Regions from separate parts of the Homo sapiens genome. Here regions 2 and 3 are each linked to region 1. A link is a contact called in ENCODE Hi-C or POLR2A ChIA-PET data. All regions are on one chromosome and are shown on one strand. Each heading gives the region's core, a stretch centred on a gene start or an enhancer-like site at or near the end of the contact. The rest is flanking DNA. Distances are from core to core; before and after follow the strand shown. Region 1 overlaps DIP2C (disco interacting protein 2 homolog C). Region 2 overlaps LARP4B (La ribonucleoprotein 4B). Region 3 holds the start of ZMYND11 (zinc finger MYND-type containing 11).

Evidence for each region. Hi-C counts contacts between places; a loop is a spot of excess contacts on that map. ChIA-PET counts read pairs that join two places held with the same protein, here RNA polymerase II (POLR2A). Pooled maps may share reads with other maps.
Region 2: a loop to region 1 is called in a pooled map, with 6 times the contacts of the local background. The contact joins two enhancer-like sites. A Hi-C loop is called at or near these places in 2 of 37 single-sample maps with no recorded cell type and 4 of 50 pooled maps. POLR2A ChIA-PET finds 5 or more read pairs at or near these places in 1 of 52 experiments (WTC11).
Region 3: a loop to region 1 is called in a pooled map, with 5 times the contacts of the local background. The contact joins the promoter of ZMYND11 here to the enhancer-like site in region 1. A Hi-C loop is called at or near these places in 1 of 37 single-sample maps with no recorded cell type and 7 of 50 pooled maps. POLR2A ChIA-PET finds 5 or more read pairs at or near these places in 1 of 52 experiments (GM10248).

What each region holds. Positions count from the first base shown.
Region 1 is chr10:508,147-512,870 of GRCh38, forward strand. The region is part of intron 1 of DIP2C (disco interacting protein 2 homolog C); the gene reads right to left. Among named protein-coding and RNA genes, the nearest start is that of DIP2C-AS2, 120 kb to the right of the region's middle. Within about 2 kb of position 3,070, at least 13 of the 41 ENCODE cell types and tissues checked have a DNase peak (open chromatin) inside an H3K27ac peak, as active enhancers do.
Region 2 is chr10:849,329-854,020 of GRCh38, forward strand. The region is part of intron 5 of LARP4B (La ribonucleoprotein 4B); the gene reads right to left. Among named protein-coding and RNA genes, the nearest start is that of LARP4B, 80 kb to the right of the region's middle. Within about 2 kb of position 2,748, at least 3 of the 41 ENCODE cell types and tissues checked have a DNase peak (open chromatin) inside an H3K27ac peak, as active enhancers do.
Region 3 is chr10:132,301-137,005 of GRCh38, forward strand. ZMYND11 (zinc finger MYND-type containing 11) reads left to right here and starts at 3,155. Exons shown (of 15, transcript NM_001370100.5): 1 at 3,155-3,259. RefSeq lists silencers at 2,397-3,956, 2,404-2,582.

The DNA.
Region 1 (4,724 bases), core at 1,820-4,319:
AGCCAGGCTTTCTGGCTCACCACCGCGATTCAGTCACTTACACCCTCATTCCAGGCTGAAAATCTCTTCTGAAAATATCCAAATCTTACCCATGTCAGGCTCCATCTTTTCCCCAGAGCCCCTCACCCACTCCAGAGCAGCATCTCCGGTGCCCGTGCAGCCTGGGCGCAGATCCACAGGCTCAGAGTGCCCAGGCCCTCAGCCCCTCCATGTGTGCCCTTACTCCCTTGCTCCCCAGCGTTAATGCCCCCATCCTCGATTTCCTGGTAGGCAAAAGGGGGTTAATTCTAACAGTGCTTACCTAACTGGATAATTTCATACCGCATCCGGCCCAGCATACTGCCTTGATAAATGACAGGTCCTGCTGCACTGTTACCATTGTGCTGGTTCCGGATTTCCTGTGAGCCGCTAAGCTCTTCGCAGCAAAGACCACTCAATGGTCTGGTCCAGGACTCTCTGGGATGGATGGATGGGTGAGTGGCTGATGGACAAGTGTGATGCTGAATGGGATCATGCAAAGCTGGCCCCACGTATTTTGGTCAACGTAAGAAAAAAGCCTCCCATGTTTGCTTGCTGCCACCCTAACCGCAGCGTCCAGAAGAAGCCACTTAAAGGCAACTGTACCGCACATACAGGAGATGGCGAGACGAGACTGGCTGGAGATGGGAAGTTGTGTACTACTGATCAGGGCTGCATGACCCAAAAAAGGCATCACTCGAAAACACGGCTGTTCCAACAGCAGTGCTGGAAGGCGGCCACTCTGACCCGACCGTCCACCTCCAGGGTCAGCCACCTGGCACCTCTTGGATGTCTCATCCTGGGCACCCCTTCACAGAGTAAATGAGCCTTTTAACTTCAGCCTGTCCTCGCTAGAACACTGACTCCCACCTCCCATGTCCTGAACCGGCCTGTTCCAGGGACTGCTGTGGACAGACGAGCAGGCCCAAGATATCTAGTGGCATTTCCTGGCAAGGACACTCACGATGCTTGACCATACAACTAGGGGTCGATTGGTTTTTTAGACTGACTGTAATTCCCTGGTGGCACGCGTGGATACTGATTCACCCGGGGAGGGGCATAGAGGAGACTGAAGGAAAACCCGTCCTAACCGCGCCAGGTATTCCCGCACGCACCGATATCTTCAGACTTCTGCAGCATCCTCCTCCTACAGACAAACTGAAGCTCAGAGACACTAAGGAGCTTGTCCAAGACCAGCAACAAGTATGTGAGCAGCTGGGATTCAACCAGGTCCTTCCCTGGATCCATCCGCGCTGCTCCCCCTCCCACCCCGAGGCAGCTCCAGATGGACACAGCAGGTCGGAACATCCCACACCCCAAAGACAGACTACGGAGCAGAGCCGGCTTCCGCAGCGGAAACTCACACACAGCCCATTCCCATTCTTGCCGAATATCTCAGGGACTCTGTGCGGTAAGGGCTGCAGGTGTGACCTCACTCTGCGCCAGGAGATCCGGGTGGTAGGCAGTGTTTTGGAGGGTGCTCGTCCAGACGAGAGAGAGGCATCTAAGGGGGCTCATAAGCAGATCCATGAGACACAGGACACCTCAGAGAAGGGCCGACAAACCCCACAAAGTCGCTCCCATCCTGGAGAGCAGCTTGGAGAGGACGGGGCGCCGCAGTCTCCTCCCAGCCCACGCTTCGGCATGGAGAGCAGCTTGGAGAGGACAGGGCCGCCGCAGTCTCCTCCCAACCCACGCTTCAGATGGGTCTCGCTGCAGCCTGTGGTGCTCATCAGGCTAAGCAGCAAGAGGAAGCTTCCCAGGGCAGGAGTTCTCCTTTCACAGCAAAAGTGGCACAGGCAATGCAGCAGGGCTACTTCAGCCCAGGGCTCAGGAACCACGGGGTGCAGCGCGGCCTGCAGCAAACCAGACACATCAGAAGCCAAGGTCCCACTTTAACATTCAGTGACATCGAACGGAGGGAGTTATCTGTAGCAATCGCCTTCCTGGGGGACCCGTACAACACGCATGACCACTGAAACTGACTGAGTCCCTTCTAGGTCCTGGGGGCTACCCCACTTTACACTCATTGGTTCCATTCACAAATCTATGTGGGGCAGTTGTTAGCCCCAGTTTAGAGATGAGGAAAATGCTGCTTGGAGAAACTAAATGATAAAACCAGACTTCAACACACCTTGCCGTCTCCAAGACCCCTGCTCTGTGTCCTAGGGTCTCAGGGGCTGGGTATTCGGCATTTTAAGTGACTAATCATAGGCAGTTTTCTTCTCTCCTGCACCTATATTTAGCCTGAACGTGCACGTACATGCTCAGCTGCAGGTGCACTGCCGTATGTGGACCAGCAACGCTCTTTCCCGCCTGGGGTTCTCGTGACCACCTTCCGGAAAGCTCTCGCCTGCTTTACAGCCGTGCCAGGCAGGCCTGGGCAGCCGCACAGTGAAATTACTGCAGGGTCAGAGCCAAGTGCTGGCTGAGATTTTAACAGCGAAGACAGCAGAGCAATGGGGATAAGCTGAACAAAACTCTATTGCAGCACAGACGGAAATCTAGAAGCAAAAGAAGCTGACACCCCTGAGAGAGCAGCTGACTGCATCTCACTGTGACGTTAACAGCAGCCTGCTGTTTCCAGCGCCTCCGTGTGCCGGGGTTTCCAGTCAGCATTTGTGTTTATCTGCTCTTGAGCTGCCTGATCAAACCTCCGTAAAGATCAGGGATATCTAAATTGACCCAATATCTGCATGCTGGCTGCTCAGAGCTGGTGGTGTGGGACAGCCAGGACATCACTTAGTCATACGGGGGCACAAACATGTCACTTGCCACTCATGTCTTTATCTCATTAAAACCTATTTTCTCCTGAATATTGACCACAGCAAAGTCTATTAGCCTTCGAGATGCAGTTGAAACATCGACGTGCTTTGTTCAAGAGGTTTAAGACACACGTAAGTCTTTCTTGCCATGCTCAATACACACAGCCGTTTCTGAAGTCGGTGTTTCTGGAACAAAAGCCTTGGCCTGCCCCAGTGAACATTCACGCTGAACACACTGTCGCGATGCTGCTTGGCCAGCCAGCAGGGGGCAGGAGAGAGCAGCAGGTGCCAGCGTGGAGTTCCTGCAAACTCGCCTCAATCAAGGGCGGTGTGTCCTGCCAATCCAGCGGCTTCCTCCAAGGGGAAGCGGCCTCTTCAGCTGCCACAGCACTGATTTCAGGCGGCTCAGCCAATGGGGCAACAGATTCAACAGAGTTCCATGTCGTTAAAGGAAAACTTCTGTTACCAGGCAACCTTAATATCAGATTCAACGTAAAATAACCAACAAGATTGTTTCCAAACCAAGGTGCTACTAGTGCCTTATCCTTCAATGCTGCTTAAACACGGAGAAGTATGAGGAAAAAAGAACATAGCATTTACTTCTTAAAAAATAACACGTCTTCCAGGTTCATTTTACCCATAAAGACTTAGAACTGTGGCTTCCCTAGAGGAACGTGGTGGGAGGTGGATCCCGACACTGACCCAGCCTCCCCCCACAAGTCAGTCACCCCTCCACGGGGTTCACACCTCTCCAGGCCCTGTCACCTCAACAATGAAGGGTGGCGGCTCCGAGCTCTCTTCACAGGGAGCACCGAACAGGAGCTAGAGAGAGACACAGACACACCCACAACCGCTTAAAAATCCTGAAATGCAATACATATTTAAGGACTTCATTATTAGTTTTTCAAAACTGTAAGAACAAAGTGAGCCTGGCTTTAACCTGTGTGACACGATAACACCGTGTATATCTGTCCTTTACTGTCTGTTCCTTCTCCAGCTGCTGCTGCCTGGCTGGCCGACTGCGGGAGAAGAGCCTCTGGTACTCCCGGGAGGCCCTCGGTAAAAGCGTGAGCACCACAATCACCTCTCAGGACACCGCACACGTTAGGGTCGCCCACAGACGGCCGTTCCCAGTGCCTTCTTACAAAGGCATGAACGGGCCTCCTGCTCTTTGTAAATGTCAACCTTCCTAAGCAATGTCGTGTTGACAATTTTTAACTGCAGTCCACCTATACTTCTTTGTTTCTGTCTTGTTTTTATCCTAGAGGCATATTATTATGGAAAATTAAATTTGCAAGGTTGAAGCGTTTTTTAAAGTTGACTTCTAATCCTGGAAGGGAAAAAAATGGGCCAGATGTGGTGCTCACACCTGTAATCCCAGCAGTTTGGGAGGCTGAGGCAGGCAGATTGCTTGAGCCCAGGAGCTCAAGACCAGCCTGGGAAACATGGCAAAACCCTGTCTCTACTAAAAATAAAAAATAAAAATAAAAATAAAAAATTAGCTGGGCGTGGTGATATGTATCTAGTCCCAGCTACTCAGGGTGCTGAGGTGGGAGGATCACCTGAGAGGTGATCACCCAGGAGGTGAAGGCTGCAGTCAGCCAAGATTTGCGTTGCTGCACTCCAGCCTGGGCGACAGAGTGAGACCCCATCTCAAAAAACAAAAAGCAAAAACAACTGTATACATCATTATAGAAAGGAGCTGGCCGGGCAGTGGCTCACGCCTGGAATCCCAGCACTTTGGAAGGTCGGGGTGGGCAGATCACCTGAGGTCAGGAGTTTGAGACCAGCCTGGCCAATATGGCAAAACCCCATCTCTAATAAAAACACAAAAATTAGCCAGGCATGATGGTGGGTGCCTGTAATCCCAGCTACTAGGGAGGCTGAGGGAGGAGAATCACTTCAGCCTGGGAGGTGGAAGTTGCAGTGAGCCGAGATTGC
Region 2 (4,692 bases), core at 1,498-3,997, 340 kb after region 1:
ACAAAATAACCACAAAAAAACCCTATGTTGATGGGGCATGTCAAAGGGAGCCGACCAGAACTCCTGATGGCCAAAGCTAGAAGAACAATTTGAGCAACAAAATAAAGCAGTACTGGATTATAACCAAAAGTATAAAACAAACATTCTGGAATCCACACTGCTATAAAGAGTTGAATAAGTAAATAAATAAAGGAGAAGAGACAAATCTCCCATACATAAGAATTTTAAATAATTTACGAAGATTCGTGTCCTCATGGAGGGGGACCATAAATCCCCAACTCCTTAAGTGTGGGCTGTACGCAGCGACTTCCTTCCAAACAGTACAACATGGAAATGGGGAGGGAAAGGGTAACTTCATAGTGAGAAACCCAGTAAACAGCCAGGTGATCAAGATCAACACCAACAGTGGTAAGTCACGTTGACAATGTGCACCCTTGATATATGTGATAAAAGTGGTGTTTTACCTTCTCAAACCCATTACCACTATAGTATCATAATGAGGAAAACATCAAATTCTAATAGAAGAGAATGTTGTTACAAAATACTTGACTAGTACTCTTCAGAACTATTATATCAAAACTACCACAAACAAGGAAAGCCTGGGAAACTGTTACAGCCAAGAGGAGCCTAAGGAGACGTAACAATGAAATATAATGTGGTTCTCAGCTGAGATCCCGCAACAGAAAAAGGACGTTAGGTTACGATGTATCACTACTGGTTCAGTGATTGGGACAAATGTACCATATTAATGCAAGATGTCGGTAATAGGAAAAACTGGGTGCCAGGTATATGGGAATTCTGTGTGTTCAATCATCTCAATTTTTCTAAGTCTAAAACTATTCTAAAACAAATAGCAAGATGAGAGACCTAAACCTAACCAAAGCAATTACCACACTAAATGTTAACGTTCTAAATAGAAGACAAAAAAGCAAAACCCAAATGTTATGTTATCTACAACAAATGCACTTTATTAAATACACAAATAGCTTAAAGTAAAAAGGATATAAGATATACCATATTAAGGCTAGTCAAAAGAAACCTGGAGTGATTACATTAATGTGAGACAAAGTAAATTGAGAGCAAAGACTATTACTAAAGATAAAGAGAGGGGTCAATGAATCAAGAGGCCACAAAAAAGTCTTCAAAATACGTGAAGCAAAAACTGATAAAACTAAAAGGATAAACAGACAAATGCAAAAATTAACAGAACCTTTCTTTCAATAGTTGACAGAACAAGTAGACAGAAATCAGAAAGAGTACATTAATCTTGAACACTACCACTCAACTTGACCTCATTAACACTGACAAAATATTCCCCATAGCAACAGCAAAACACATATTCTTCTCAAGGACAAATGGAATATTTAACAAGACAGCCCATATTTGAAGCCATAAAATAAGACTTAATATATTTAAAGAAATTCAAGTCATACAAAGTATGTTCTTTGACCACAATGAAATTAAACTAGAAATTAATAAAAGAAAGATCCCTGGAAAACCCCCAAATATTTGTAAACTAAATCAAATATCTCTAAATTATCTATGAGTCAAAGAAAAAAAATCAAAAAAGAAATACAGTATTTGGAAGTAACTGAAAATGAAAACAATGCATCTAAATTTGAGAGATTCTGCTTAAGCACTACTTATGGGGAAAATAGTAAAACTAAATGACTATATCAGAAAATAAGAAAGGCCTCATATTAATGAGCTCTGCTTCCACCTTAGGACACAGAAGAAAGGGTAAATTAAACCCAAAGAAATCGTAAGAGAGTATATTACAAACATCAGAAGAAAGAATGAAATAGGAAAGAGTAAAACAAATGAGAAAAATCGATAAAATGAAAACACTAACTTTTTTTTTTTTTTTTTTTTTGAGATGGAGTTTCGCTCTGTCCCCCATGCTGGAGTGCAATGGTGCGATCCTGGCTCACTGCAACCTACGTTTCCTGGGTTCAAGCAGTTCTCCTGCCTCAGCCTCCCGAGGAGCTGGGACCACAGGCGCCCGCCACCACAGGCGGCTAATTTTTGTATTTTTAGTAGAGATGGCGTTTCACTATGTTGACCAGGCTGGTCTTGAACTCTTGACCTCACGTGATCTGCCCGCCTCGGCCTCTCAAAGTGCTGGGATTACAGGTGTGAACCACCATGCCCAACAGAAAACACCTTTTGATAAGGTCAATAAAACTAACAAACCTCTACCCAGACTGATTGGGATTATAAAGAAGACACAAATTACCAATAACAGAGATGAGTGATGTAACATGACTACAGATTTCACAGGTGATAACAGAGTATTATGAACAACTCTGTGCTGTAAATCCCACAACTCAGATGAAATAGACCAAATCTTTGTAACTATATAAACCAAAGCTCCCTCAAGAAGAAATAAATGAGTAGCACTATGAAAAAATAAACTGTAGTTGAAAGCTTTCCCACAAATAAAACTCCTGCCCAGGTGGGACGCAGTGGCTCATGCTTGTAATCTCAGCATCTAGAGAGGCTGAGGTGAGCGGATCGCTTGAGCTCAGGAGTTTGGAGACCAGCCTGGGTAACATGGTGAAACTCCATCTCTACAGAAAATACAAAAATAAGCCAGGCGTGGTGGTGTGCTACTGTAGTCCCAGCTACTTGGGAGGCTAAGGCGGGAGAATCGCCTGAGACCGGGAGGTTGGGACTGAGTGAGCCATGATGATGCTACTGCACTCAAGCCTGGGTGGCAGAGCAAGACTCTGTGAGCAACTAAACTAAGTAAGTTTAGTAAGTAAGAAAGGAAAGAAGAAAAAAGGAAAACTCCTGCCCACATGACTTGTTTCACTTCCTCATATGAGGGTGAAATAATACGTAACCTCTTCCAAAAACTTAAATAGAAAGAAAAACACTGAAATGAAAACTAGAAACCAAGATCCCAGGTGTAAAAATTCTAAGCAAAGTTTTGGTAAATGGAATCCAGTAGTATATCCAAAGTATACTGTATCATGATCTACAGAGGTTTAGACCACAAATGTTGGTATCACATTTGAAAAACAATTAATACAATTCATCCGAACACACTAAAAAACAACAAATATATGCCCATCTCCATAGATGACAAATTACAATATTCATTCCTCATAAAAATCTCTCAGCAAACCAGGAAAAGAAGAGTGCCTCATCAACATATAAAGGGCACAGACCTAAAACCACCACTAACGTTATACTTCATGGTGAAATACTGAGTGCCTCTTGTAAGACCAGAGACAACCCAAACGTTTGTTCATTCTTTCCACTTCTGTTCACCTTTGTACTGGAGGGCCTATCTAGTACAACGGGGCAGGATAAAGAAATAAAAGGCATCAAGATTGGAGAGAAAGTAAAACAGTCTTCATTCTAAAATAATCCAATCATCTATGTAGAAAATCCAATGTAATCTACAAAAAAGTGTCTAAAACTAATAAGTGAGCATAACAAAATTTCTGGGTTTGGACTCAATACATAAAAATGAATGCTTTGATATACTAGTAACAAACAACTGCAAATACAAATTTTAAAAATCACTTACAATAGCACCAAAAAATATAAAATACTTATAAACTGGATAAAAGATGTAAAAGACCAGTACACTGAAAACCAAAAAATACTTCTGAGAGAAATTAAAGATCTAAACAAGTAAGAGATACATCTTGTTCATGGATATTGTTCAGATGTCAATGTTCTCCAACTGATCTATAGATTCAGTGAACCCCCCAACAAAAATCTCAGCACTTTGTAGATATTAACAACCTCATTCTAATTTGCATGGAAATACACAGGAACTGGAATTTAAAAAGTAACTATGAAAAACAGAGTTGGAAGGCTATCACTACCTAATTTCAAGAATTATTAACAGTACAGGCATACCTCAGAGATATCATGGGTTCAGTTCCAGAGTGCTGCAATCAAGCAAATATTGCAATAAAGCAAGTCACACAAAGTTCTGTTTTCCCAGTGAATATAAAAATTATGAGTACACTAAACTGTTGTATATTTAATGTGAGATAGCAGTATGTCCTTAAAAAAAAAACTACAATACCTTCATTTAAACATACTCTATTGCTGGCTGGGCATGCTGGCTCAGGCCTGCAATCCCAGCACTTTGGGAGGCCGAGGCAAGTGGAACACCTGGGGTCAGGAGTTCAAGACCAGCCTGGCTAACATGGCAAAACCCTGTCTCTAATAAAAATACAAAAATTAGCTGGGCATGGTGGCACATGCCTGTAGTCCCAGCTACTTGGGAGGCTGAGGCACAAGAATCACTTGAACCCTGGAGGCAGAGGCTGCAATGAGCTGTGATCATGCCACTGCACTCCAGCCTAAGTGACGGAGTGAGATTATGTCTGGAAAAAAATAAATAAAAAGAATCTATTGTTGGAAAATGTTAACGATCATCTGAGCCTTCAGCAAATAATAATCTTTTTTGCTGGTCCTGCCTTGATGATGAGGGCTGACTGTTCAGGATGGTGGCTGCTGAAAACTTGGGTGGCTGCGGCAATTTCTTAAGACAACAGCGAAGTATATCACGTGGACGGACTCTTGCTTTCACCAAAGATTTCTCTGCAGCGTGTGATGCTGTTTGATATCATTTTGTCAACAGTGGGACTTCTTTCAAAATTAGTCAATCCTCTCAAACCCTGCTGCTGCTTTATCAGCTAGGTTTATGGAATATTCTAAATCCTT
Region 3 (4,705 bases), core at 1,905-4,404, 380 kb before region 1:
ATATATATATATTTTATTGGTCTCTGAGAAAGTCTCCCTTTGCAGTACGAACTAACCTTGTGGAGTGGCTAGATCATGACTGCTCACTTCAGCATCTGTCTCTTACTGAATGTTTCTTATCCTCTTGCTTTCTTGGGGGTCTGAGGATGGGGGGCTGTAGCATGTGTAAGAGATGACACTCACTAGACACACATTTTTGAGGGCTGCCCCGCAGCAGGAAGCGGCTCTGGAGGCCATGGGCCAATGAAGGTGCTGTGACGTTTACACTCACAGCCATCTGCAGCAGTCCACACTTTATTACAGTTACAGTTAACATTTTCTTCCACAGTATTTCCTGATAATATTTAACAAAATAAATAATGAGACTAAACCCTAACTCATGTCAAATGAGTTTGAGCAATTATTACCTTACACACACTATACTGTCCCAATAGCCAGGTAATGAAATCTGATCTGGACACTCATTCTAGAAAATAGAGCAGTGCTGTCTGATTGGGGGCGGGAGGAGTATTCCCACGTCTTGGTCCTGCAGAGACAGCTCCCCGACAGCTCTGAGAAGCCCCAGGGCTCAGTGGCACCCGCTTTGAAACTCACCAATGCAAAAAGGAGAATCAAGAAGTAAAAATCTGTCTGTATTCAATTGTATAAACAGTATAGCTTTGTCATGTAAGATACTAGCACAGCAATTAGTTACTGGTCTTCTGGGCTTCCTCCAAACCTCAAACCTTTGGTCCCCAGACCCACACACACACATTCATTCAGCTGAGGGGCAAATGAGATAAATCAAACTGTTTTAATGGCCTCTTGGTATGCATTTCAAGAGAGTTGACATCAACCCAATTTTCTGCCAGCAGTGTATATAAGCGTTCATTTCGCTAACCATCAGTAGCATTATCACTGGAAAAGAATTCTGTCCTTTGAAGAAAAGCAATGTTACGTTGTTTGAATGTGTCATTACTAGTGAATTAGAATAGCTGTCAGTATTTATTAATAGTTTTATTTCTTCTATTGTACATTATCCATGGCTTTTGCGTTTTATGTGGGGAGGGATATTCGTATTCATCTTAGTGGATAAATACCACCTTACTTGGAAAATAGAGCCAAGGGTTAAATTCTAGGCAAAACCAACAGGAAAATCAGGGTAAGTTATCTAACTTACATTAGGTTGAATGAGAGATGGTATCTGCGTATAAAATTTTAAATGATCCCTACAAAGTATAACTGGGAAAAAAATGTGGAGTTATGCTGCCACTTCTTTCCTAAAAGGTAAGCTTCCTTTTATTGATACGATGTTGTCTTACTCGAGTGCCTTCTCTAAAATACACAGAACCATGCAGTCCTCTATTTTACAGATGAAGTAACAGACTGTTTAAAAAGGTGACTCACTGAAAGCTCTTCATTGTTGGAATTCCTGGCCCAACATTCAAACCAGGCATGGCTTGCTTTTCTTCTGACACGTTTTAACCCCTCTACTAAATTTTTAGCGATATATATTTACTCTTAAAATGAATTACAATTATTCTGTGATGTTCTTTGAGATAATCAAAAACTCTCTGGGATGTATCAGATTGAGGGCTGTGAATAGCATGAAAGATTGTGTTTATTTGACTAGTGTATATCACAGACCTATTCAAGTACCACCCATTTCTAAATTCTAACAGTCTTAGAAACCAGCTGTAGAAGCAGATTGATATATTTTATCAGAATCCCCAAATTCCTACAACCGTCTCTTCCTAATGACTTTTCAGGTGGGGACACGTGCCAAGACGGCCAATAGATACCTGAAACCCGGGGTAGTGCTGAACCTTACTTACACTACGTTTTCTCCTATACACACCTGCCTATAATAAAGTTTAATTTAGAAGTCAGGCACAATGAGAGATTAACAACACTAATAATAAACCAGAACAATTATAACACTATACTGTAGTAAAAGTTATGAGAATGCGGTCTCCCTGAAAACACCTTGCTGTCCTGTACTCACCGAATTTCAGAGCAGAGGACTCTGACTGACAGGTGTTCCCCGACTCCCAGTGGCGAAAGGTCCTCAGGGAAAACAGGTGAACGCTATCAAAGTATGCTTATCTCCGAACCTTTCTTAAACCAGAGTCTTAAGGGATCGTCTCTGATTAGGTCTAGAATTCCTCTCCATAGAAGATAACCTACTTCTCGCGCAAATCTGCAGTGTTCTTGCAGGGCTGCTGATGGGTGGTCCTGTTCTTTTCGCGGTCCTGTTTGCGCAGAGATGAAACGGGGAACTTAGCGTATCCCTACCGCTCTTTTTGATGACAGGAGTAAAGGGCTGTTCAGACTACCTAAACAATGTTGTTAAGAGAAGCACTCGTACTTCTCAGACTTCGCTGTTCCGGACCCCGCGAGCCAGGGGCAGGCACCGGGTCCACCCGGGGCTGAGCTGCGGCGGCGCCTGACAATGCCCCCTCGCGCCCCGGCCTCGGCGCCCGCTCCCGGCTCCAGCGCGCCTGCACGTACGTAGCCTTCACGTGTGTGTGGATACGGAGTGCATGTGTGGAGACAGAGGAATATGCTCCAACAAATTTCGGATAGAGGCGCCGAAGACAGGACGTGGGGAAGGTAGGAGCCGCGTGCACGGCTCCGGCCCCGGGCGGGAGGCGGCCGCGAGCCGGGCCGGCCGCGCGCAAGTCCGGCGCCAGCCGCTAGAGCCCCCAGTGCGCGGCCCGGCCGCGGGGCGCCTCGACCCGACACAATAAACTCCGAGGGCGGGCGGGCCGAGGGGCCGGTGGGGCCGAGCGGCCGCCCCGCGCGCATCGCCATGTGAGCGGCTGCCGCGGCTTCGCGGGGACCCAACTTTCCCGGGCGGCGGCGCCCAACTTCCCGCCGCCCGCTCCGGCCCCGCAGGCCCGCGGCGCCAGGGGAAGACGCGAGTAAGTGCGGGCGGCGGTGCCCTCCCGGCCCTCACCCCGCACGCGGCGACCCGGCCGCCTAGCCTCCCTCGCTCAGGCGCGACCGCGGCGTTCTCTGAGGTGGAGTATTACAAACATGGCGCCCCTCGAGCCCGGAGCCCTTCGCGCGGAGCCGGCGGCGGGGTCCGGGCGGGGGGGAGCCGGGGAGGAGGGAGGAGGCCGGCAGGGAGGAGGAGGAGGCGGCCTGAGCGTCCCCCCCGCCCCCCGCGCCCGTCGCCGGCTCAGGCCCGAGAGGCGCCGGGCGGCGGGAAGGAGGCGGCACCGGAGGGGAGGGCCGGGCGCGGCGGCGGCGGCGGTGGAGGAGCCGGAGCATAATGGTGGGGAAAGCTCGGCGGCGGGGCGGCGGGGCGGGCGGGGGCGTCCGTGGAGATGGCGCGGCCCGCGCGGTGGAGCCTGCCTGGCCGCGGCCTCTGGGGCGGCGGCGGCACCAGTGGGTGCTGACGGTCGCTCGCCCGCTCGCGAAGAGCTCCGAGCTGCCGGGGAGCTTTGTGGATGGCGGGGCGGGCCGGGCCGGCGGGGCCTGCGAGGGCGGCGGCGGGGCCTGCGGAGGCTGCCGGCCCGCGCCCACTCGCCTTGGGCGGCCGCGGAAGAGGCCCCGGGATGAGGCCCCGGAGGACCGCGCGGGGCCTGCTCGGGCCGGGAAGCCGCGGAGTCGCGTGAGCACCGCCCGCCGGGCCCTGTGCCCCGCTTTCGGTCAGGCCTCCTGGGCCCGTGCGCAGTCCGGGCCGGCGGGGAACGCGGCTCCGGGCGTGTGGCGGGCGGAGAGGAAGCGTTTGTCGGCGCGGCACGTCGTGTGCTAGCCCGGGAGCGGCGGGCAGGGCTGGCCCCGAGGCCCGGGGCGGAGATTCGTCGGTCCCCCGGGGCTGTGAGCGACCCCGGCAGCGAGGCCGCCGCCTCAACAGGTCCTCGCGGACCTCCGGGACAGTCCTGTGGGGTCCGCCGCCCTCCTCCCACCCAGAGCTCCGGGGAGAAGCTGCTGAGGACGCGGCTGGGACGAGGGGGGGCGCCGGGACCCGGACTTTCACTTGCAGTCTCTCCTCGCGCTTTTCTCCCGAGCCGGGAGGAGGAGGAGCTGGCGATGTGTGCGCCGTGCCCGGTGTCTTTTGCAGAGTGACCGCCGTACCTGTTTTATTCGTGTGTACCAGTGCTCGTTGTGCAGTGCGGTGTCCTATGCGGTGGGTACGCAGTACCGGGGATTATATATGGTGTGTACTCTGTGTCATATGCAGTGTGCTCGAAGTACCCGGTGTCGTACCGGCTATCATACACGGTGTGTACATGTATCTTCCTCGCTTAGGCTGTGCACTCAGCCCCCGGTATTGTGTGCAGTAGGTGCCTGGTACCCTGCTGCCATATGAGCTGTGCGTGTGGTACTCCATGTTATATACGAGTGTATGTAGTATCTGGATAGTATTGAATATATTTACCTTACCTGTTGTCACATACAGTGTGTATGTAGTACCTGGTGTCATATATGCGGTGTGTATAGTACCAGGTGTCATATACTGTGTGCACACAGTACTTGGGGTCATATATGGTGTGTACATAGTATCCTTTCACACTGTGTATGCAGCACCCAGTGTCATATACAGCCCTTACGCGGTTCCCGGTATTTTGTGCAGTATGTGCACGGTACCGTGCTGCCATATGCGGTGTGTATGCAGTATTCAATGTCATATACGTTAGGTATATAGTATCTGGTGTCATATACAGTGTATATACACTACCTGGTGTTATCTATGTTTTGTATATATATCTGGTGG